Regions from separate parts of the Mus musculus genome. Here all the other regions are linked to region 1. The links are chromatin loops, found by intact Hi-C in ENCODE. Cell type or tissue: heart. All regions are shown on one strand. Each heading gives the region's core, and the rest is flanking DNA. Links, peaks and the distances in the headings are about the cores only.

Region 1 (7,764 bases), core at 1,233-6,232:
TAGGGAAGCCTGGGCTACACAGAAACACTATGTCACAACCCAAACAAAGCTAAATGTAGTGTACCCCTTTAAGCCCAGCACTTGGTAGGCAGAGGCAGGTGGATCTCTATGAGTTTTGAGTCCAGCCTGGTCTTAGTGAGTTCCAGGACAGCCAGGGCAGCACAGCGAGACCCTTGTTGAAACAACACAACCAAACCAAACCTAAACCAAACCCCACTGGCTAAAGAACAGAGATATTTCTGATGGTGTTTTGTTTCTCATACAGGAGAAAACCACCCCTGAACTTTACTACCTATCTGTGGTGCTGTCAGTGGGCAGCCTGGTATCCACGGGTGAGTCAAAACACCTCCCAAGCCCCTATCCAGACCCCCTTGCAGACCCCTCAAGGGAAGACACTGTGTGAGCTCAGAGGCCCCAGCTCCTCTTACTGCAGAACTCACAGAGACAGAGTGTTAAAGACAGGAAAGGGAGGCTTTGGATGGGATGTAAAGAAACTTCCTGGGACGCAGCTCAGTTGGGAAGAGTGCCAGCCAGCACAGCTGAGGTCCGGGGCTCAGCCACCAGCACCACCCTATGCCCAGGTGGTGACACACAGGTTGGCAGTCCCAGACACTCCAGAGGAGGTAGAGGCAGAGATGGAGACAGGTGGTTTTCTGTGAGTCGGAGGCTAGCCTGGTCTACCTAATGAGTTCTAGGAACTATGTAATAGAGAAACCCTGTCTCAAAGTTAGATCTTCCACAGCAGCTTTAGTTAGCTGCATTGGATCTGCACAGGACTGGGCCTCTTAACATCCCGTCATCATGGCCAGAGGAGGGGGCTCATAAGGCCTCACCCCTTCCCTCCCCAGGGTGCACACTATTGGCAGTTAATGGTAGCTGGAGAGGGAGTCAGATTTTTCTTTGGTTGTAGGCACTGGTAAGGCGCCTTGCTCACACACCTCCTCACCCCCCATTTATGCAGGCAACATTAATTAAAGCCTCTAGGCCACAAAGAAAACAAAACAAAAAAAAGTCATGGAAGTTGGGTGGGATGTGTTGGGGAAGAAAGGTTTTGAGGTGGGAGAGGGGGTAAGGCAGTACTGCGGGAACACGATCAACAAACATTTATATATGCCATCCCCTTGTGTATGAACTTTTGAAGGAATACGTTTTTAAAAGCATCCTTCTCACCTGAGTCCTGCTCCACCTTATTAGACACTGTGCTCTGTCCTGCAGTGCTTTTTTCTGGCATGGGGCTCATCTGGCTGTCCAAAGTGACCTGCCCAAGACCAGATGCTAAGCCAACAGTCTGAAGCTAGCCCATAGGTCCTGCTGGTTTCCTGCCTCATTTACACACCTGGGCTGACTGAGTCCGCCCCAGCATTACCACTGTGTACCGTCAAGCATCTCACAAGATGACCTAGCTGCCATTTCTACATAAAATGTCTGCTGCACATCATAACCACGCAAAAAGCATGCCAAGACTAGCCATCATAGAAGTTGCTTAATGAGTGCTGAAGAAGCGGGAAACGATTGGTCAACTGATACCACAGGATCGCCATTAAAAACACCTTCATACGAAGGAGGAGTGAGTGTCTACACAATACTCTCAAGATTGCTACAATGACTTCCTATAAACCTCGGATCTTATAAAATAGGGACATTAGAATCTGAGCCGATGACACCGGCAGAAGTGGACATTGTCAAAAGAAATCGCTCATCTCAGCAAAGTGAAGCTTCACAGGAAAACAGTCGTGCAGACCTAAGATCTCACCAAGATCAATCTATACATTCTTTACGTTGTGGGAACTTTTGGATAAAGAGAATCTCTTTATGGGTTACAACAATCTTTCATATTACTACAGCCAATTATTTTGTAGAACATATAGCCAGTGTCTGAGCCTCACTCTGCTGCTGTGACAAAACACTCTGACCAAAAGCAACTTGGGGAGGAAGGGTTCTTTTGCCTTATACTTCCAGGTCAGTCCATCACTGAAAGAATTGGGGCACGGGCTCTAGGAGGAACCTGAAGCAGACACTACTGAGGAATGAATGCTGCTGCCTCCTGGCTTAAACTCAGTCTGTAGACCAGACTGGCCCTGAACTCAGAGATATCATTCCATCTCTGCCTCTTTAGTGCCAATGCCCAGCACCTAGGAAGCTGGCTTTCTTATACAGCCCAGTACATCAGGGTGGCCTCGAACTCAGAAATCCACCTGCCTCTGCCTCCCGAGTGCTGGGATCAAAGGCCTGCGCCACCACGCCCGGCTTAACTATGAACTTCTAACACCCCCCCCCCTTCAACTTCACAAAGGCATCACTGTAAGCTATAACCTTTCGATTTCTTGTCTCCAAAGTCCCTGTTAACATTATAAAACAAAAGCATAGACCAACTTTCAAAATTCTCAGTCTTTCAAAATTTCAAAACTTTTAAAGTTCCGAGTCTCTTTAAAAGTCCAAGTCTTTTAATCATGAGCTCCTGTAAAATCAAAATAAGTTTCATACTTTCTAATCCCAAAAGGGCAGAACCAGAGAATAGGAATAATCACAATTAAGCAAACCCAGAATCCAACAGTGTAGCTCAATATCCGACATTTGGGACTCAGGATCTGGGTCCCAAAGGGCTGGCATAGCCCTTTCTCCACTCAGCTCCCTGGTAACAGTTTACAGTCCACTCAGCAGCAATTTAACTGGTTCTCAAAGGCTGTGTGGGCTTGCTCTTTCCCAGATTTGGAAACGACTAAAAGGGAATGTCCTTCTCAGCACTGGCTTTCCCCCATTGCCTCTCACCCACATCCCTCTAAGTTCATGGGCGTCTGCTCTCAAGAAATCTCTAGAGAGGAAGAATCCAGGCCACCCCAAGTGGGGGAACTGACCTGCACCAAGGTCACAGGAAAGTTACCAACTTTTTGGTTCCAAGAACTAAAGGGCAAGAGTTGACTATGAAGAGCTGGCCCCAGGGACCGTTACAAAAGTCTCTAAAGGCCCAGCCATTGTGCATTGTCCCTTGCTTGGCAAAGTACGGGTCACCGGGCTAACGCTCGCACAGGCTCGTCTCCTAGGACCTCGGTGGGTTGCTTACCAGGCCTTGAAGGCCAAACGGCCCTAGTCCTCCAGGAGACAACCTCGGCCCGGACGCCAGCGCAGGGAACACCGCCGCCTTGCTCTCATTGGCCCCACACAGCCGGAAGTGCGCGAATCCAGCGGAAGTGCTCGCTCCATGCGGTCCGCCAGGCCGGGGAGTCAGGTAGGCGGGGCCCCTGGTTCCAAACCCTGGGATCCGCTAGCGGGCGGCAGGCGGGGATCGGGAGGGCGAAGGAGGTTGTCCTGTTTTCCGATCAGGGAGGACGGAGAAGCGTTTCGCAGGCGTAGGACTCCCCGCCTCCTCAGGTGACCACCGGGCCTGCTGGAGCCCGGCCTTGGCGGGACCTGCACACCTCGGCGGGAGCTTGGAGTTCGTCTGTCCGCGGGGAGGAGGCCGGCATCCGAGCGTGCGGTCCGGCTCTGCCTTATTTTTGCTCCGGTGGTCCCGGGCCCGGGCTTTGCTCACCTCCGTCCCTGAGAAGGTGTGCTTTCTGCCCTTGCCTTCTCGTGCGTCTGAGTTGGACAGTTTTCCTCAAGCCGAGTCCCGAGTGCTGTGGCCTCACCCAGAGGAGACTCGGCAAAAGCTACGGGAGGCACAGCCCAGGGATTCAGTGGCCTCTCCCGCGTCTTCCTAGGAATGGAGAACGTATTTCAGTTACAGTCTGCTTAGCGGGAAGTGATCTGGACAGCTGTAGGCCAAGTTCAGACACAGCAAATAAAACTCTTAACAGTTTTACCTTGTTCTAGCCAGCTCCACCCCAGGAGGTTTGAAGTTTGAGCCTCCGGTAAACTTTATGACAACTTCGCTTTCCTCAAATTGATGACACTCAGAGCTCCGACAGTTGGCGAGTTTTGAGCACCGTGCACGGGACAGGATACTGGAACCCCGGTGAGCGTGAATGAATATATTCCACTCCAGATGACAGTGTTGGCCATTTCGGCAGTCTCAAAGGAAACGCATCACTTTTATTCAATACTAGGTGGTGCCAGTGAGTCAAATCTTTCTGGTCTAAATCTGTAGTGTGGTTAAAGTTTTTTTGTTGTTGCTTTGTTTTTTTTTTTTTGTTTTTGTTTTTTTTTTTTTTGTTTGTTTGTTGTACAAGCCTTTATTTTTCCTTAAATTTATTCAGAATAACTTTGCCTTTTGAGACTGTATTGCAGCTTGGGAGTGCAGTCTGGCGTAGCGTATATGTAGCATTCTGGTTCCTCCATTTCCCCCAAGAAGAGATAAATTTTTGTGTTAAACAGTAATAACTTACTGTGCAGGGGATTTATCTTAATGGTAGAGTCCTTGCTTAGCAGGAATGAGCGCCTGGATTCAATCCCCTGTTCTGGGGGAAGAAAAACAAGTCTGGGCATGTTAGCACATACCTGTAATCTTAGAAAAAATATGTTCTTTTCATTTTACATTTTCATAATTTACTTTTTTCTTTTTCTTTTTTTGGGGGGCGTGGTTCTAGACAGGGTTTCTCTGCGTAGTTCTGGCTGTCCTGGAACTCACTCTGTAGACCAGGCTGGCCTCGAACTCAGAAATCTGCCACCCAGCATTTTAGATTTTCTTAATTTTGAATTGCACCAATATGTTGAATCTTCCCAAGTAACCAAATACAGTGTACTCATGTGGGCTTATTGTTCTTACAGTGATTAAAATGGCTTCCAGAGGAAAGACAGAGACAAGCAAACTAAAGCAGAATTTAGAAGAGCAGTTGGATAGACTGATGCAGCAGTTACAAGACCTGGAGGAATGCAGGTAAGTTATAACTATATGTTCTCACTCCGTAAACACTTGTTTGTACGAAGAGAGGTCAGGCTCCGTGGATGCAAGCCTGAAGCCCGCGTGTGACTTTGGTCTCTTCTGTAGTATTTTACAGCACTTGGTTTGTAGAAGCAAACTTGTCAAGCTCTGTAGTCATAAAGCCTCAGCTATGGAAGACTTAAAATACTTAAGCTCCTGGAAATAATGTTTCCTTTGTCTTTAGTATTTTAAACAGCTTTGCCTAGTATGAACTAATTGCTAAAAATACTATGATTAGGCTGGGGACGGGGGTAAGGCTCTGTGGATGAGTGGGTGCCTAACAGCTAGAGGCTCTGAGCCCAATGCCCAGCATCGAAGAAGAAGAAGAAGAAGAAGAGGGACGGGAAGGGAGGTGCTGCTCTCCTGTAATCCCAGCAGTGAGGCAGATGCATGCGGGTAGGAGCGCGTGCTTCACTTCGTGGAGAGCTCCAGGCCAGCCTGCTACATGAGTCACTGTTTCAATAAAGCAGAAGAAAACAAGCATACTAATAATCGTAGCTGTTAATAGCCTTGTAAGGATGTTACAAATGTTAAAACGAAGGAGGCAAAACAGTGCTTGGCCCAATTGAGCACTCCATAAATGGTAGTTCTCTGAGCGGAGCTGCTGTTACTTGTAGTAAATATTTAATAAGCGGCTTGCCTGGAGAATAAAAATAACCTTTTACTCAGATGACAGATGTGTTGTTGTTGTTTGCAGGGTACACAAGGTGCTTCCTACCACTGAAGAGTCTGATGCTAATAGAAACTGTTTAGCTATAACTAGATGCCAGGCACTTTATTTTGTTTAGTCTCCATAAGAATCGTAGTAGCACTGTACTATCATTCTCTGGAGTTGAATAGGTAAGCTGAGGTTTGGCTTTCTGTACTTGGTCGCCCTAGGCTGTGCCGTTGATGCATAAGAGAAGTCACCATGTGCTTGAAGTGTGACTCAAATCAGTAAAAGTTGACCGGGGCGAGGGGAGATGGCACTCTCATCCTGAGTTTAACCTCACTGAAAGGCAGCGGAAATGCCAGAAGTGTAACTCGGGGGACATGTGCACCGCAAGCGATTGGTGTTTCCCTCCAGCTTGCTCTAGAACAGCTGCTAAGATTGTCATGCTTTGAAACTTGTGGTGTACATTTCTGCATTCTGACGTGAGCTGTGACTTAGGGAGGAGCTCGATGCGGATGAATATGAAGAAACTAAAAAGGAAACTTTGGAGCAGCTGAGTGAGTTCAACGATTCGCTGAAGAAGATTATGTCAGGAAATATGACTTTGGTAGATGAACTCAGTGGGATGCAACTGGTAAGAGGAATTCCCTGGTGAGTGAGTGTGTGTGTGTGTGTGTGTCTGTGTGTGTACGAGCCTGTGTGGGGTGTGAGTGGGTGTGTAATTTGTTTTTGTTTTGTGGGTATATTTCAGATAGAAAAGGCATACTTTGAAGGTGAGGATGTAGCTCTGTGGTAGTGTACTTGCTTAGCATGGACAAGACACTAGATTCTATCCCTAACACCTCAAAACAAAAAATTAAATTAAAAAAATAAAACTAAAGAAAGGAAGAAGAGTGGTGTGTTTACCTGATAGCTTCTTGATTTTGTGTCTGCTCGGCTCCAGTAACATGCTCAGAGATGACAAATAACGGATTTCAGGTGCCAAAACCCTTACGTGAGAGCTGTCAGTCAGATGTTGCAGATCTAATTGTGTGGGATATTGTGGTAAGTCTTTGCATTCCTGCATTTCTAGGCCATCCAGGCAGCCATCAGCCAGGCCTTTAAAACTCCTGAAGTCATCAGATTGTTTGCGAAGAAACAACCAGGCCAACTTCGGACAAGGCTAGCCGAGGTAAAGCTCTTTACACGGTGCGGTTGCTGTGTGTGTTTTTCTCCAAGCCCGTGAATTCACTTCTTGTACTTGCCTGCTCTTTAAATCCTGGGCACACAGAGAAACCCTGTTTCAAAATACCAAGTGTGGTATTAGAGCCACACTCAATTGTCAACAGTTGCTACCTGGGACAATTATAATTAATCATAAATGGATGTTTAACCACTGGGTGGGTATTCAAATTACTTCCAACCACTTCTTTAGTATTTTGTCCTTAACGTGTGGGGCTCTAACTTGAGATTCTGTTGGGATTGGAGTCAGCACTGCTTCTGTGTGTACACTGCCAACATTTTCTTTTCTCTTCTTTTCCTCTCAGATTTACTTGTATTATTTTAAATGATGTGTGTACTCATATGTGCGGGTGCTCTCAGAGGCCTAAGGCATCAGATACCCTGGAGCCAGCCCCAGAGCCGATTCTTAGCTGCCCAGTGTGGGTTCTGGGAATTGAACTTGGGTTCTCTGAACGAGCAGTACACAGTTCTCGGCCACTGAGTCGTGTCTCCGGCCTCTCAAGCAGCTTTTTCTGTTGTTGTTCTGTTTTGTTTTTTGAAACAGGGTTTCTCTGTGTGCCCTTGAACTCACAGAGATCCACTGTCTCTCACTCCTGAGTGCTAGGATTAAACCCACTGCCCTCTGTTTTTCTTTTTCCTCCTCTTCCTCTTCTTCCTCTTTTCTTTTTCTCCTTCTCCCCCTTTCTTTCTCTTTTGATTTCCTATCAAGCATCTTTATAAGCCTGTTACTTCCAGAAGTCTGTTTATGGGTTTGAATATAATTATGGCTTATCAGGTAGTTTCCACCTACAGGTAATTCAGTAGAGAAGTAGGAACATGCCATTAGGGAGTGGAGGCGAGTAGAGGGGGGACTCAGCTGGTGAAGTGCCCATCAAGGTGGCACGTGCCTGTGGTTTTACCACCGGGACATAAAGACCAGAGGGAGCCTAGAGCTCTTGTCAGAGAGAGACCTTGTCTCACAAAATAAGGGGAAGAGCAACTTAGGAAGACTCCTGACATCCAGCCCTGACCTTACACTGAACACACACACGCA
Region 2 (7,764 bases), core at 1,144-6,143, 140 kb before region 1:
TCTAAACTCCCAGGGGCCTCCAGTCTCTTGAGATGCTTCATCTCTGAATGAACACAGACCCGGAACTCCTCTACTGTGTGTGTGTTGGGGGCCTCATATCAGCTGGTGTATCATGCTGTCTGTTTGGTGGTTCAGTGTTTGAGAGATCTCAGGGGTCCAGATTAACCAAGACTGTAGTTATCCAGTGCCCACCAGTACCCCTCTCCCCACATTTCTGCTTTATTTGCTCCTAAATGTCCCTCAAAATCATATTGCTCAGGTTCCAATTCCCAAGTCCTTAAAGGGACCTGACTCTTGCTAATCTCATAAGCCTTACCCTGTCCTGGAACATCCATGTAGACTAGGCTGCCCTTGATCCCCCTGACTCAGCCTGCTGACCACTGGGACTAAAGATATGTGCCACCACGTCCAGCATGAACAAGGCTTCCTGCTGCCACCTTCCAGGTCCACCTCACTGCCTTTTCTGTCACTCCTCAGCCGAGATCAACTGATGCAGATGTCTGCATCCATCCCAGAGAGCTCTGCCTAGACCACTTTTTGTGAAGTAGCCCATTTTCTCTGACAGCTACTGTCCCCAACTCTTCCACGTCTGCCTCCATGAGGGATCTTGGGGTCCTCTCATAGTAGGCCCAACACAAACGCTGCTAAGTTAGAGGTGGAGTCTGCCCTGCCTCTGTGCAGCCAGCCAGTTATGAGGAAGGGGCCTGGAAATAAGTCTTGTAGCCATAGCCTTCGGAGCCTCAGGAATTCCTAAGGAATTCTTCCTTAAGGAAGACTGTTAGGACTCATTTAAAACCCTCTTATTTTGAAGTCTAATTTTATTTTTGAAACAAGATTGTGCATAAGTACCTCCTATGTGCCATGCCCTGAGAGATGCTGGTTGCTGCAGTTGACCTTGGGATATACAACTCTAAGTCCTATCTTGGTGGGGTGCTGGGCAGGCCCATGGAGACTGTGAAGTTTCAGCAGGGTGAAGGCCAGAAGAGCAGCCAGGCACACTTGCTAGAGTCCAGCTGCTGAGCACCTGCCACTCACAGGCCTTAACCTTTCGCAAGCATCCTGACCTTTCTAAGCTCCAGTTTCCTCACTTAGAAAATGGACGTATTTATAGTACCCATCTTTTCCATGGCTATTCGGATCAAGTGACCACAAGTGGCAACTATTATTAGGAAAGGTGTCATCTACCCATGACCATGGAAGGGCTCAGGCCAGAGGCCACTGTGCTCCACGACAGAGAGAAAGGGTGGATGATATCCACCCACATGCTCCTCAGGCACGCCAGTGTGTGTGTGTTCTTTCTTTCTCCTCTCTCTCTCCTCCCTCTCCCTCCCTCCCTCCCTCTGTCTCTCTGAAGCTACAGTAACAGGTCCAGACCACTAACCGAATACTAACTAGATTCAACAAAAATCTATTTTTTAATATTAATATATACCTCCTGTGGAATGTGGCTATTACTTGGATTGTTCAGTAAATTTTTGGGTTGTTGTTTTTGACACAGGGTCTCACTAAGTATTCCTGACTGGCCTCCAACCTGCAGTGTACACTGCTCCTGTTCTGAATACACACAAGGTGGCATTTGTACCTAAATATGCCGAGCTTATCCTGAAACATGGCTAGGAGACCATGACCTTTTTCCCCAAAAGGTGTGCCAGTGCACTGGACTTTCTCCAAAGAAAGAATGTTATCAAAATACTCAAGTCAGCAAGTGCTTACTTCAGACACAGGAGAGTCTAAGGGAGGGATGTAACAAAGTAACAGTGACCAAGGGGAAGTAGGCAGGCAGATTCCCAGAGCCCCTTACAAGGTGGGAGAGTTGGCTGACCCTGAGTCCAAACAGGCAGTGGGAACACTGGGAATCCTCACACAGGCCACCCCAGTCAACAGCAACAGGCTGTATTCTCCGCAGAGCTCAGCAAGGTCTACTAAATGCCAGACACTTGACTGTATGGCCAGAAAGTACCAGATTCTATACAGGATGAGAAGGCAGGGCAGATCCCAGGAACTTCCATTAGCCACTGGAAGCCTTTGTTAGAGGAGAGATTAACCCGAGAGTTCAAAAGTCAAATTTTGTTAAACAGTCAAAATGTGGAATACAGTCTGCCCAGACAGCTCATTCTCCATACCCTGTCATTTCCAAGTGTAACTGAGCACAGCAGACAGTACCTAGCAAATGGCAGGAGCTCAGTGAATGTGATACGCTGATGAATGTGGGAGGACTCCCAGAGCATCCCAGAATGCTCAGCTCACTGGCTCGGGTGAAGCCCAACCACTTTCTTAAATTTTTTTTTTTTTTTTAATTTTAAAGGCTTGTTTGTTTATTTATTTGAGTACACTGTCATCGGACACACCAAAAGAGAGCATCAGATCCCATTACAGGTGAGCCACCATGTGGTTGCTGGGAATTGAACTCAGGACCTTTGGAAGAACAGTCAGTGCTCTTAACCGTTGAGCCATCTCTCCAGCCCCGCCCAGTCACTTTCTGTTGTTGCCTTTTTCTTCTTTTCAGAAGCTTAAGGTAGCCTCAAACTTGCTGTGGCAGTCAAGGATGACCTAGAATGCATATATCAAACTCTCTCCTGTTCCATCTCTTTGAAAAGGCAGCCACAGGATGGTGTTATATATCAGATACTGTAAACTCAACAGCAAATGAACCAGGTTAACAACTCAGATGAAAACATCAGCTTGGACTAACAACAACGAACAGTGTAAATCAACGGAAGGCCGCACACGCAGTGGCCAGTGCGAGCTCTCAGAGGCCGGGAGAGAAGGCATGCGACAGCCTGTGCTCTGAGCTGGGGCTAGGAAGTGATTTACATAAGCAGATGTTAAAGCCTTGATGGCAGGATTATTTATTTATCTATTTGTGAATCTAGGTCACAGATTTAGATTTAAGTTCGCTCTGAAACAACCTTGGGTCAAGTACATTACCACATACCCCAGGGCCTACTCTGAAACCCACCTGTATAGAACTTCATGAGGGACGGCACCAGCAGTTTGGTAGAGAGAGGATGGTTCTCAATCATCTCAAAGAACTTCTGAGTTCTCGGCTGGACAGAAGGGTTGGTCATGAACATGACCTCCACCAGCTTGGCCACTAGGTAAGGGTTTCGGATGTAGTTCTGGTTGCACAGCATCACAACGAGGAACATGACAATGTCCTGAGTGCAGGGCTCATAAAGCACCTGAGGAGAGTATCTGTAAAGAGGAGAAAACACATGGTGAGTCTCGGAGAGCTCGCTAGGCCGGGAAGGAGACAGGGTCCAGCAGAGGGGGGTACTGGGGTACATACACAGCAGAGGGGGGTACTGGGGTACATACACAGCAGAGAGGGGGTACTGGGGTACATACACAGCAGAGGGGGGTACTGGGGTACATACACAGCAGAGAGGGGGTACTGGGGTACATACACAGCAGAGAGGGGGGTACTGGGGTACATACACAGCAGAGGGGGTACTGGGGTACATACACAGCAGAGGGGGGTACTGGGGTACACAGCAGAGGGGGGGTACTGGAGTACATACACAGCAGAGGGGGGTACTGGAGTACATACACAGCAGAGGGGGATACTGGGGCACACAGCAGAGGGGGAGTACTGGAGTGCCTCTACATGGTTCAACAATGTGCACACTGGAGCCACAAAGATTCAAAGCAAACCTGAGTGTTGGCTGCAATGTGTTTTAGAAAGTAAGCAAAAGCCATAACTGAAACTTCACAAAAAGATCTTCACTGTCCAAAAGTGGGGGTTTTATTTATTTTAAAAGACAGGATCTTTTAAATAGCTTCAACTGTCCTCAAATTCACTATATGCTGGCTTTGAACGTGTTATCATTTGCCTCTACTTCCCAAATACTTATATTATGGGAATGCATGACCATGCCCAGCTTCAGAATGGACAACCTGAATTCCATCTCTAGGACCCAATTGTTAGCAGGACCTCTGTAGCATTCAAGGACCCCATGCGCACACGAATAAATACATGTAATTAAAATATTTTTAGCCAGGCAGTGGTGGCACACACCTTCAATCCCACAACTCAGGAGGTAGAGGCAGGTGAATCTCTGGAGTTTGAGGCCAGCCTGATCTACAGAGTGACGAGTTCCAAGACAGCCAGAGCTACACAGAGAAACCCAGTCTCAAATATCACCCAATCTTTGTAAATGAGTGCTCTCTCTGTATGTTTGCCTGCATGCCAGAAGAGGGCATCAGATCCTAGGATATGTGGTTGTGAGCCACCTCGTGATTGCTGGAATTGATCTCCATCTCTCTAGCCACCTGCCCCAATTTAAAAAAAAAAAAAAAAAAAAAAAGTTCAAATTTTAAGAAATTAAAATGTAAGCCGGGCGGTAGTGGTGCACGCCTTTAATCCCAGCACTTGGGAGGCAGAGGCAGGTGGATTTCTGAGTTCGAGGCCAGCCTGGTCTACAAAGTGAGTTCCAGGACAGCCAGGGCTGTACAGAGAAACCCTGTCTCAAAAAAACAAAAACTAACCCCTCCACGTTACCACCACTGACTGGGCCTGCACAGAGAGAGCTTGTCTGTCCTTTTGCTGATCGAGGGAGCGGCTCGATATGTAGACCAGGCTAGCCTGGAACTCACAATGCTCCTGTGTGAGCTTCCAGGTGCTGGGCTTACAGGTGTCAGTCACCACCATGCTCGGCTGGGGGCAGCTTTTAGGACATAACACAAATTTGCTTTGTATAACTTTGGATGTTGTTTCTGGTCTATCCTGCTTTTGCGTTTGAAACCAGATTTCACACACATTCTTCTGCCAACCAGTTCCCATATAGTTATGGTGATGAGAAATTACCTCTCACAGTTTCAAAATGAAAAGTGAAGGGCTTTGCTTTGATTTTTGTTTTCAGTAGTACTGGGGATTGAGTCCAGGGCCCTTTACCTGCTGGGCAGCTGACCTGAGGGGTCTCCCTGAGAGGCCAGAGAAGGCTCTAGCCCCTGAAGTGAGGATTTTAGGAAACAAAAATCCAAACAAACTGCCTATCTCCCCCCACGTACCAGACACGCAGCTTCTCCAGTTTTACAAATGGAGACAGTTTTGGTTCAAACACAGCTGTGGGTACTTTTGGTTTTGGACATTTCCTGGGGCATTTCTCCAGAGCCTGTTCAATTATCAAACACTGCTCAGGTTTCACAGAGAACTTGCCACTGCCTCTGTCTTGGAGATCAAATTGGAATCAGCTGCTGCTGAAGGGGGTTTCTTTCTCTAAGTTCTGAGCAGCATTCAGGTAAACAGAGTCACACAACCTCCGACTGAAGCGCAGCTATGTGAACCATGACACAGCTCAGGGCACCAGGCACAGTGTATAAGCAGCAGAACACGCAGCTCAGGGCACCAGGCACAGTGTATAAGCAGCAGAACACACAGCTCAGGGCACCAGGCACAGTGTATAAGCAGAAGAACACACAGCTCAGGGCACCAGGCACAGTGTATAAGCAGAAGAACACACAGCTCAGGGCACCAGGCACAGTGTATAAGCAGCAGAACACACAGCTCAGGGCACCAGGCACAGTGTATAAGCAGAACACCACGCAGCTCAGGGCACCAGGCACAGTGTATAAGCAGCAGAACACACAGCTCAGGGCACCACGCACAATGTATAAGCAGAAGAAGACACAGCTCAGAGGACCAGGCACAGTGTATAAGCAGAAGAACATACAGTACGGGAAGTACTTACTGTACAATAAAAAATAAAAATTCAGCAACATCTTCGACATAAAACTCAGGCAATGCTGCAAATACCTTGGGGACTTCTGAATTCAAAGGCAGTGTTACGCTGTAGAGGAGAAAAACCCCACAATTTACAAATGCTATCATGGAACACTGATTACCTGGGGTGTTGTACTTCCAAATGCCCCATGTGGAAAGAGCAGCCCTCACTGTGTAACACATGTGTAAAAGTGCACAGGCAAACGACTGACCCGCAGTGTGCAGAAAGGATGAGGAAGGCCTGGGCGTGTTTTGTAAGTGTTTGCCTCATCTTCTTTTCTTGCCAGACTTAAGGAAGTAGTTAAAATGGGAAAGAAACCCAAAGGTCGAATTTGGTCATTTCAAGCAACTCATACTGGGTGGATAAAGCCAGCATATACTTTATATAAGCTTTTCCAGTCTTTTAGGAACACAGGCCAAACTAACCAATACCTGTGACCTAGGGGGTTCACAGAACGTAAGAGACCTGACTTAAACAACAACAGTGACTGTCGGTGTCCTCGGCTCTCCGAGACTTGGTGCTCAGGAGGCTCAGGAGCCTGTCACCTCTAGCACTTTGCTTCCAATTTATAAACTTCCTTTTCTAGCCATCCAATGTTATAGCAAAATTTTAAAACTGACAGCCACTAAAAAACACATGGGGAAATATTAATCTAGCTTCATATGTATTTATGCATAACTATAAAAATTCTCAAGGTTTAGTTATGACTCAAGAACAATAGCCCGGTAGCCACCGTGAAGACGAGGCACGGCAAAGAGCACACTTACTCAGGATATGCAGGGTCCAGGATGCGCAGCATCAGCTGAATGAGAAGGCCATAAAAATTCAGGCATCTTCTTAGGAAGCTCTCGTCAAGTAAGCCAGCGTCAGCACAGGCCTTGCACCGTACCAGTTTCTGTGGAAGAGGATGGGCCCCGGCCCGAAGATTAGTCCAGTGCCATGGCCCCTGAGCATGAGTAGGCAGTGAGGGGCCAGGAGATGAGAAGTCTAGGTTCGGTAGCTCTGCCTAGCCTCGGGACACTGGTGGTTGTGTCAGGGTCTTTCTGTTTTCAGAATAAAGACAACAGGAAGATAGGCCATGCAAGCCACTGAGCAGAGAGGCCATCAGTCAGTGCTGAAGGTCAGTCACTGACATCATCGCTCAGGAACTTGGACAATTAGTGGGAAAAAGCCAGACAAGTTGTATCTGAATTTCAGCATCAACAGTTCTGTGCTACTCTCAAGCAAAATATCTGTCTGCAACATCTCAGAGGGCCGCCTGCCAGAGGAGACACACAGAGCCACATCTCAGAGGGCCTCCTGCCAGAGGAGAGGCACAGAGGCCACATCTCAGAGGGCCGCCTGCCAGAGGAGAGGCACAGAGGCCACATCTCAGAGGGCCACCTGCCAGAGGAGACACACAGAGCCACATCGTGCAAGTGGATGTTGAGCTTCTTACAGACCCCTTAGTCACAACAATGGAATATAAGGGAGGCTACAGATCTGAAAGAAGAGCTCCGGTCATTCTGCATCCTGACGTTCGGGTAAGACAGGGTCTCATTCTGTAGCTCAGGGTGGCCTTAAAAACCACAGCCACACTCCCTTCTTGGCCTGGGTTAGTGTTGGGGTTACAGGTATGAGCCACTACACCTAGCTCCATTTTATATCTCAAAAGCACTCTGCAGTATTAGCAAACAAAAACGTGAAAATTTCGCTTGTCATGGAAATCAGAGAGACACTTTTCGCTATAATCCCAGTAAAGAGCCCGTGAACAGCTAACACAGCTTTGCCTTCTGAACACAGCACAGAAGATGCACATGTGTGTCTCTGCTTTTACCGCAGGGCTATTCAGGTGTAGGTTCTATGGGACAGATCGTCTTCATTAGACATAGTGATTAAGAGCACAGGTGACGGGGATCTTTCTACCGCCACAGTGCGCTGTGGCAACTGCCGTGGCAGCCTGTATCTGGATGCGTGTCCTGAACATGAGTGTGGCAGGGATGGAGGGGGGAGGTTACACTGCGGTCGAGAACACTTACTAACGACTCAACCGGATATACAC
Region 3 (7,764 bases), core at 1,144-6,143, 120 kb after region 1:
CTGAGCCACCTCTCCAGCACACTTCTGAGTTTTCTTGGGAGGTGGTTGATACTGGGGTTCAAACCTCACATATGCTCTGCAAATACCACCAAGTTGGCCTTCTCTTTTGAACTTCAGTTGTTAACAATAACAACAAATTATCACCTTTGTGTACCCTCCCAAGACAGCCCTTGCAAGCCCGTGATGTAGTGCTGACCTTGTAAAGTGCCTGCCTTTTATTAAGCTGTGGTGAATGAAGCCTGTGTTTGCTGTCTGCTTCATGTTCCTGAGGAAACTGTTGGGATTTCTCCGGCATCAGGCTTTACCCGGGGACAGTTCCACCCTCGGGACCTGCCCAGTGCCCGTGGGAAAGGCTGTGAACTGCTGACCCCAGGGCTTGTGCTTTGGTGTTATCCTTGATAAGGCCAGTGACTTGGTTTTGCTTAGACAACATTCCTTACATCTGGCTCCCCTGACGGTGCTCTGCCCCATCTGCCCCAGTCCCCTCTGCCCTCGTGTGTGTGTGTGTGTGTGTGTGTGTGTGTGTGTGTGTGAGAGAGAGAGAGAGAGAGAGAGAGCGCCTTTACTTGTAAAGTTGGCAGCCTGCCTGTCCACTTAAACAGGCTCTAGAGTCTAGAGCCTGGAATTGTATTGCATTAGGATGTTAGGTACTTAAAACCCTTAAGCTATAAAAGAAAAAAAAATCTACTAATTTATCCTAAAAACAACAGCAATAAAAACAAAAAAACAAAAAAGCCCCTCAGCTTCTGAATTTCGAAGCTGGGATTCTAGAAGTAAAGGGACTTCAGAAGTCACATTGCTTACACATTTTACCAAAGGGAAAGTAACCGGGGCTGTACCTCTGTCACTGGCTTTTATAGCTCAGGACTAGCAGGTAAGATTGAATAGTGGGGAGATGACTCAGAGGTTAGGAGCACCAACTGCCCTGGCTGTAGACCTGGGTTCCGTTCCCAGCACCTACGTGGTGGCTCACAACCACCCGCCTGTAACTCCAGTTTCAGGAGATCCGACTCCCTCTGGTCTCCTGGCTCTTGCATGTATGTGGTGCAGGTAAATTCATGTATGTAAAATTTTAAAAAGTCTTAAGCAAAAAGTTCGAGTGCAGTGTAGAGCAAGGGCCTGGGTTCCATCCTCAGCACACCCCCCAAGTATTTTGTATAATTAGCCCATTGTATTTGTTAACCTCTGCAGCATTTACATGTGTAAACAGCTCAAAAACTTGGACTGTGCTCCCTCACCCGTGGCTGCAGCGTGGGCGAGTGCCTAGAGGATCTGCTGTGGCTTTGCTAAGTGTGTGGTATCTTCAGTGTGAGCCCAGCTCGCTCACCTGCCTCCAGGGGAGCCCTCCCCCTTAGCGTCAGCTGCATTCTGCCTGAGCATCCCATGGGGTGAGTTTGGGTGTGGCCATTCCCTACTGTGAGCTCTTGCACGGGTTATTTAACTTCTCTGTGACCTAGATTTTTTTTTTTTAAATCTCTGAAATGAGCGTAGTGACAGTAGCTACCTAGGGTTGTGGGAGAGTGAATGAACCTTGTGGAGTGTTTTGGGCATTAGAATAAGTGTATATATTGTTTTATTAATTCCATGTAAATTGCCTGCACCTCCTTTTTAAAATTGAGACAAAATTTATACAATGTAATGTGGACAATTGACTTTTTCTTTTTTTACTACATTCACTTGTGTGTGTGTGTGTGTGTGTGTGTGTGTGTGCGCGTGCGCATGTGTGCTCATGTGTGCCATGCCACAAATGCAGAGGTCAGAGGACAACTTGAAGAGGTTGGGTCTCACTCTGCATTGTGTGGATCTCTAGGGATTGAACTTGGGTTTCCAGTTTTGGTGGCAAGTGTGTTTCCCTGCCAGCCCAGGTGTTTATGAGGACATAAATCTTTAATTTACAAGGGTAAGGACCAAGGACAGTGGGTAAGGACCAAGGACAGTGAGTAAGGGTGTCTCTCATCTGAAGCTGCCGGTGTCTTCGGGGTAGCATTTTGCCTCCACAGCAGTGTGATTGAGAGTCCCTGTTTGTACCCTCCCCAGCATTTGCCTTTCTATGACTGCTGGCCTGGTTAGTGGACTCTCACTGTTCAGGCCGACAGCGTGTATGGGGAACATCTAGTCACACATTGACTCATCTTATCGTCTGTAGAGGATTCTGTCTGTCTTTTGCCTATGTTAAGATTGTTTATCTTAGGGGCTGGACAGATGGCCCAGTGGTTAAGAGCACTGGCTGCTCTTCCAGAGGACCTGGGTTCAATTCCCGGCAACCACATGGCAGCTTAAAACTGTAACTCACACCCTCGCACGGACATACATGCATGCAAGACACCAATGCACATGAAATAAAAGTAATAATAATAACAAAAATAAAGAGATCATTCATGTGCTCACAGAGTTATCTTCTTGCCCTTGGGCTCCTGCCCTTACCCTCTTTTGAGGTGAGAACTTGTAGTTTGTTGCCCAGGCTGACCTCAGTGATCCTCATGCCTAAGTCTTTTGAGGAGCTCTGGCTACAGGTGTGTCTGGCTTTTTCTCTCCCTCTCCCTCTCCCTCTCCCTCTCCCTCTCCCTCTCCCTCTCCCTCTCCCTCTCCCTCTCCCTCTCCCTCTCCCTCTCCCTCTCCCTCTCCCCATCCACCCATCTGTCAACAGGTTCTCACTGTGTACCCCTGGCTGTCTTAGAACTTACCATGTAGACCAGGCTGGCCTCGCACTCACAGATATCCTCCTGCCTCTGCCTCCTAAACTCTGGGATTAAATATGTGCACCACTATGCCTGGCTTCACCTGGCTCTTTATTGAGGCATATGAGTCCTTTATGTATTGTGGGTGACATGACAATCCTTTATGCAAGACACCTTCTGTAATGTAATGTGCCTTACTGGCCTGTGGCTTGTCTTCCTGTCTTTTTTTTTTAAGTATTTACTTTATGTATGTGATCTGCATATACACCTGCATGCCAGAAGAGGGCGTCAGATTCCATTACAGATGGTTGTGAGCCACCATGTGGATGCTGGGAGTTGAACTCAGAACCTCTGGAAGAGCAGCCAGTGCTCTTATCTGCTGAGGCATCTCTCCACACAGTGTTTTTATACAGCAGAATTGTGGGTTTTAACAGCTTATTGATATGGAAAAAAAAATCCACTGGAATTTTCTTCTTTATATCTGTTTGGTTTGTGTATTCCTTCTTTAAGTTTTGGCAGACTTTGCCTTCCAAGGAGTTGATCCGTTTCTTTTAGTTAATCAAATTGTTTGTATTATTCCTTTATTCTAATGTCTATAAATTCTTCATCCTTTTAAAAATGTTTCTAGTTTTATTTATTCTTAAAGAGTTATTTATTAATTATATGTGCATACACTGTAGCTGTCTTTAGACACCCCAGAAGACGGCAGTAGATCTCATTACAGATGGTTGTGAGCCACCATGTGATTGCTGGGATTTGAACTCAGAACCTTCGGAAGAGCAGTCAGTGCTCTTATCTGCTGAGCCATCTCTCCAGCCCTCTAGTTTTATTTTTATTATTAGTTTTTCATATATTTATTTTGTGTTTTGCCTGCATGTATGTCTGTGCACCACATGTATGCAGTGCCCTTGGAGGCCAGAAGAGGGCGCTGGATCCTCTGGAACTGGAATGACTGAAGACTGTGAGCAGCCATGTAGGTGCTGGGAATGGAACCTGGGTCCTCTGTATGAGCAGCCAGTGCTCTTAACTGCTGAGCCATCTCTCCAGTCCCATTTCCAGGAATCTCCTTTTTCTTAGCCGTCTAGAAGTTTGTCTTTTTTTTGTTTGTTTCATCTTTTTCAGAGAACCAACTTTGATTTTTGTCGATTATTCTATTGATGTTGCTGATGTAGCTCCAATTTTTGTTTTGATTCCTAACTACTTTTATATCTTTGTTTTAGGGCAGTGGTTCTAAGCCTTCCTGACTCTTACCCTTTATTACAGTTCCTCATGGTGTGCCTCCCAAGGGCAGAATTATTTTGCTACCTCATAACTGTAATTTTGCTACTATTATGAATCACAATGTAAATACTTATGTGCAGAATATCTGATATGTAACCCCTGTGGGGGTTACGACCCACAGGTTGGGAGCCTCTGCTTTAGGGGATCTTTCTCTTTTGGGGTACCTACTAAGTTGGTCTTATTTGCTGTGTAATCTTGGCTGTCCTGGAGCTTGCTCTGTAGACAGGGCTGAAAGATTTAGTTAATCTTTATTAGTGTGTGTCCGTGTCCGTGTGTGTGTGTGTGTGTGTGTGTGTGTGCGCGCGCGCGCGTGTGTGTGTGTGTGTGTGTGTATGTATGCATCCCATGTACATAGCGGGTGCTAAAGGAGGCCAAAAGATAGATGACATTGGATCCCACAGAGCTGAAGTTAGAGGCAGTTGTGAGGTACCTGAAGTCAGCGCTGGATACTGAACTCAGGTCTTCTGCAAAGCAGTGTGTCCCTTGACCCTGAGAAACATCCCGCCCCAGCAGAAAGATGTCCATAGCCAAGGGAACCGTGTGCTTTGTCTTTGAGGGCAGGTCAGCTTTGCCTGTCTCCAAGCCAAGCAGCCTCGATTCTCTCAGCTGTTCTTCAGGTGACATTGTGTCTCAAATTTCCAGAGCCAGCCTGGTTTCTTTCTGGGCACCTCCAACGGTGTGGATGCTGCCTTTCAGGCTGAGGGTTTGATGAAGGTCCCCATACCTGTCAGTATCTGTGTAGCCAGCTACCCTTTTCTGTCGGCACCATGCTCTCTCTGTTCTGGTGCGAGCCTTTGTTCTTCCTCCATTTCATCCATCTTGCTGCCTGAGCCTCGCTCTAATTTGCTGATTAATCACCACACATCCCATCTTTTCGTTCTGGCCTCGTGTCATCTCCAGTTTGACAAACAGGTGGATTGGAGAGAGCCTAGTGAGGACAGAGGCTTTGAAAGGTGGCTGGAGGGTGGTCTGGGTTCCCGTGGGTTCCTGATCATGGTAAGTCCTCCTGTTCTCAGTCCTGGCATACGGGGGTGGGGTGGGGGGGGCTCGTCACGTGTTGGGGGAGGGGAGGGAGCCTTGTCACGTGTTTGGGGGGAGCCTTGTCACGTGTTCTCGGGAAGCCTCGTCATGTGTTCAGGATCTCAGCTGAGCGAGGCAGTGAGGCCCAGACCCGTGCTTGGCACTGAGCGAGCTGGAGCTGAAGTTTTCCTCCCAGCCGTTGCCTGAAGCATCCAGAGAGCTTGTCCATGTGAATCCTGGCTGTCAGCTCCTGCAGTTCCTCGGTCTCTAGAGGCACAGGACTCAGCCGGGGATGTGGTTGCTCCGCAGCAGCAACCATCAGATGGTCCATCTCCGTCTCGTTGTGCAAATCCGTCTTTGTGGGCACCGTACATAGGTCCCTTAAAGAGCAGCTATGGTGGAGCTTAGAGTCCCGGGACTTAGAACACTCAGAATAACTCAGGCATTGTTATTATATGAGAATCCCTTTCTTTTTCATGTTCTCTTACCTTGGGGTCTAGTTCACCATTACATTGGTTCTGTTCTTTCCAGGAAAATAAATGCGCTTTTTGAGAGACCCCCCCCCATGGCAGAATACGACAGAGAAATTTAATTTTCTGTTTATCATAAGAGTATTACATTTATAAATAATACAAGGGCTTGTCAGACCACTAGTCTCATTGTCAGTATGATAGGAACACAGATAACAAAGGAGAGAGAGGGAAGAAAAGCAGGCTCCTGATTTGGTGACCAGGCTATCTGGCTTCATAGATGCTCAGAGCCAGCCTTTGGTCGCACTCAGGGAAGCAGCTGGTAAGGGTTTTGCATCGATAATGAATGTCAGCAGGTTTTCAGTACCTCGTGGCCTTTTTGGAACCGCGTGTGATAAAAGTTTTCTATTGTGCGTGAAGGTCAGAGACCAAAAACACAACAGGACTTGGAAATGCCGCTGGACTATTAGTTACCGGGCTCGAGACAGTGCCCTGCCCTATTTAAATTCAAGACAAATGTGGCGGTGATAAAGGAGGAGGGAAAGGTCAAATCCTGGCCTGTATTTTCTGATAGCACTGAAATAGGAAATGAAGGAAGTCATGACTTGTGTCCTGTGGGATAACTAGGTTTATAGTCAGCACTGTAAGCCCTTCCCACCCGCCAGATGATAAGCACTTGCGCAGACCTGTTCCCAGGTGGTTACTCTGGGGGGGGGGGGGATCTGCCCCTCGCCTGTTACGCATTTAATTCTATAGGAAACTGCATGTAGGTGCTATAGCGAGGGTTCAGCTGTTAAGAGCACTGGCTGCTTTTGCAGGGGACCTGGGTTTGGTTTCTGGTACCCACATGGTGGCTCAGCCATTTTCTATAACTCCAATTCCAGGGGATCCGATGCCCTCCTCTGGTCTCCAAGGGCACCCGGAATGCACATGATGCAGATGGGAAGCTGGGACAGATAAGCTGATTCTGAGGAAGCAATTGGGAGATTTGGAAACCCTGGCCTGCCCTAAAGCACCCAGGAGTGGTATGCATAGAAAGAGACGCTTGGCAGCCCTGCATGGAGATTCTGTGCTACCCCTCGGAGACTTAGCGTTCATCCACAAGATGATCGTGAGCAGGGGGACTGTGCCAAAGCAAAGCAAGGAGCGGGTGGTCACAGCTGCTGCGGTTTGGGTCCCTCCCAAGGTGGGAGTGTTCAGAGGGCACTTCAGAGAAGGACCACCCACTCTGGCTGAGGAACCTTGCGGTTTTCCCTGGGTGGCCTCTGCCCCTGAGCGTCCTGTGACACCAGTGATTGGGAAGTATGTGACAGCCACCTAGAGAAGGCCCAGCCAGTGCTGCAGCAGGATCAGCCTCCAGGGTGAGGTCGCGAGCTGTGCCGCCCAGTGGAAGTGCACCGGGGCAATGGACAGCCTTTCTTTCCTGCTGCTCTGTGGTGGTCAGAGCACGGTGGCTCTTTGCCTTCTAAGGTTTGATCTCCCATGCCCTCCTCTTCAGGAATGAGTGAGTTTTCCAGTCCCGTCCCGTCCCCCCGTCCCCCAGTCCCCCATTTGCCAGTTCCAGAAACAGACACCTGAGAGAGACACATTCCTGTCTCAACTCCAGTCGCCCTGTCTCCGAGTCACACCTCACACCTTAGTTCCCAGAAACCCCTGCTCTCAGACTAGTCTACAGTCGCCGCCTGAGGCAGGAGTTCAGAGGAAACTGGACCCCACCCACCTGACTCAGAGACCCTGCCACCCACCCCCACCCCCACCCCACACCTACCCCACCCCCACCCCACCCCCATCTGAGTCAGACGCTGTCTTATGTGCCCTCTCTAGGTATTCCGGACTCAGGAGCGAACCTGTTTTGATCCCAGGGATACTGTAGCTCAGGGTGTGACTCCTTCATTCCTGTGACATGAGGACCACCTTGACCTGGCCCCTCCCAGCCTCCCATGGAACTCAGAGATTTCTGAGTTCCTCAGCCCTCCTGCGCTCCTCCTCGTCTGGGATTAAAGTTGTTGAGCAGCTGATGCTTCACTACAGTGTTCTGAGTGAGGTTGGTCCAAGTCATCTCTCGAGGAAACAGGGCTAGAATTTGTCTTAGAGAGTTTATGACTATGGCTGCCTGGACACAAACAACTTGACTTGACCAGGGAAGATGCTAGGGCCATCCAGTATTTGGAGGGCTAATATTGTACTTACATCTAGCTAGTTAACTTGTTCCTTTTAAACATTTGCCTATTTTCATTTTTTCTTTTCCAAAAAGACCTGTGAGTATACTGTGGCTGTTTTCAGACACACCAGAAGAGGGCACCAGATCCCATTAC

What was found. Hi-C counts contacts between places; a loop is a spot of excess contacts. Peaks named below come from ENCODE experiments on the same cell type or tissue, not always from the same donor. Only the 100,000 strongest peaks of a DNase experiment are listed, where the experiment ranks them.
Region 2: a loop joins it to region 1, with 2.3 times the contacts of the local background. A loop is called at or near these places in 3 of 42 quality-filtered maps.
Region 3: a loop joins it to region 1, with 2.1 times the contacts of the local background. A loop is called at or near these places in 2 of 42 quality-filtered maps.

What each region holds. Positions count from the first base shown.
Region 1 is chr4:149,482,048-149,489,811 of GRCm38, forward strand. It overlaps Nmnat1 (nicotinamide nucleotide adenylyltransferase 1), which reads right to left and starts at 3,163. Exons shown (of 5, transcript NM_133435.2): 1 at 3,062-3,163. It overlaps Tmem274 (transmembrame protein 274), which reads left to right. Exons shown (of 6, transcript NM_001366402.1): 5 at 266-332; 6 at 1,216-1,292. The coding sequence ends at 1,292. Lzic (leucine zipper and CTNNBIP1 domain containing) reads left to right here and starts at 3,219. Exons shown (of 7, transcript NM_026963.6): 1 at 3,219-3,952; 2 at 4,705-4,813; 3 at 6,009-6,144; 4 at 6,583-6,681. The coding sequence starts at 4,713. In heart, for the core only: CTCF peaks have their summits at 3,192 and 4,033; a DNase peak (open chromatin) is centred at 3,174; H3K4me3 peaks cover 2,410 bases; H3K27ac peaks cover 1,550 bases.
Region 2 is chr4:149,344,968-149,352,731 of GRCm38, forward strand. Ube4b (ubiquitination factor E4B) reads right to left here. Exons shown (of 27, transcript NM_022022.3): 18 at 6,491-6,618; 19 at 5,691-5,789; 20 at 2,960-3,195. Among named protein-coding and RNA genes, the nearest start is that of Ube4bos3, 14 kb to the left of the region's middle. In heart, for the core only: a CTCF peak has its summit at 4,186 (motif pointing right); no DNase peak of the experiment used is centred there; H3K27ac peaks cover 1,051 bases.
Region 3 is chr4:149,601,104-149,608,867 of GRCm38, forward strand. The region is part of intron 1 of Clstn1 (calsyntenin 1); the gene reads left to right. Among named protein-coding and RNA genes, the nearest start is that of Clstn1, 19 kb to the left of the region's middle. In heart, for the core only: a CTCF peak has its summit at 3,593 (motif pointing right); a DNase peak (open chromatin) is centred at 5,218; H3K27me3 peaks cover 1,041 bases.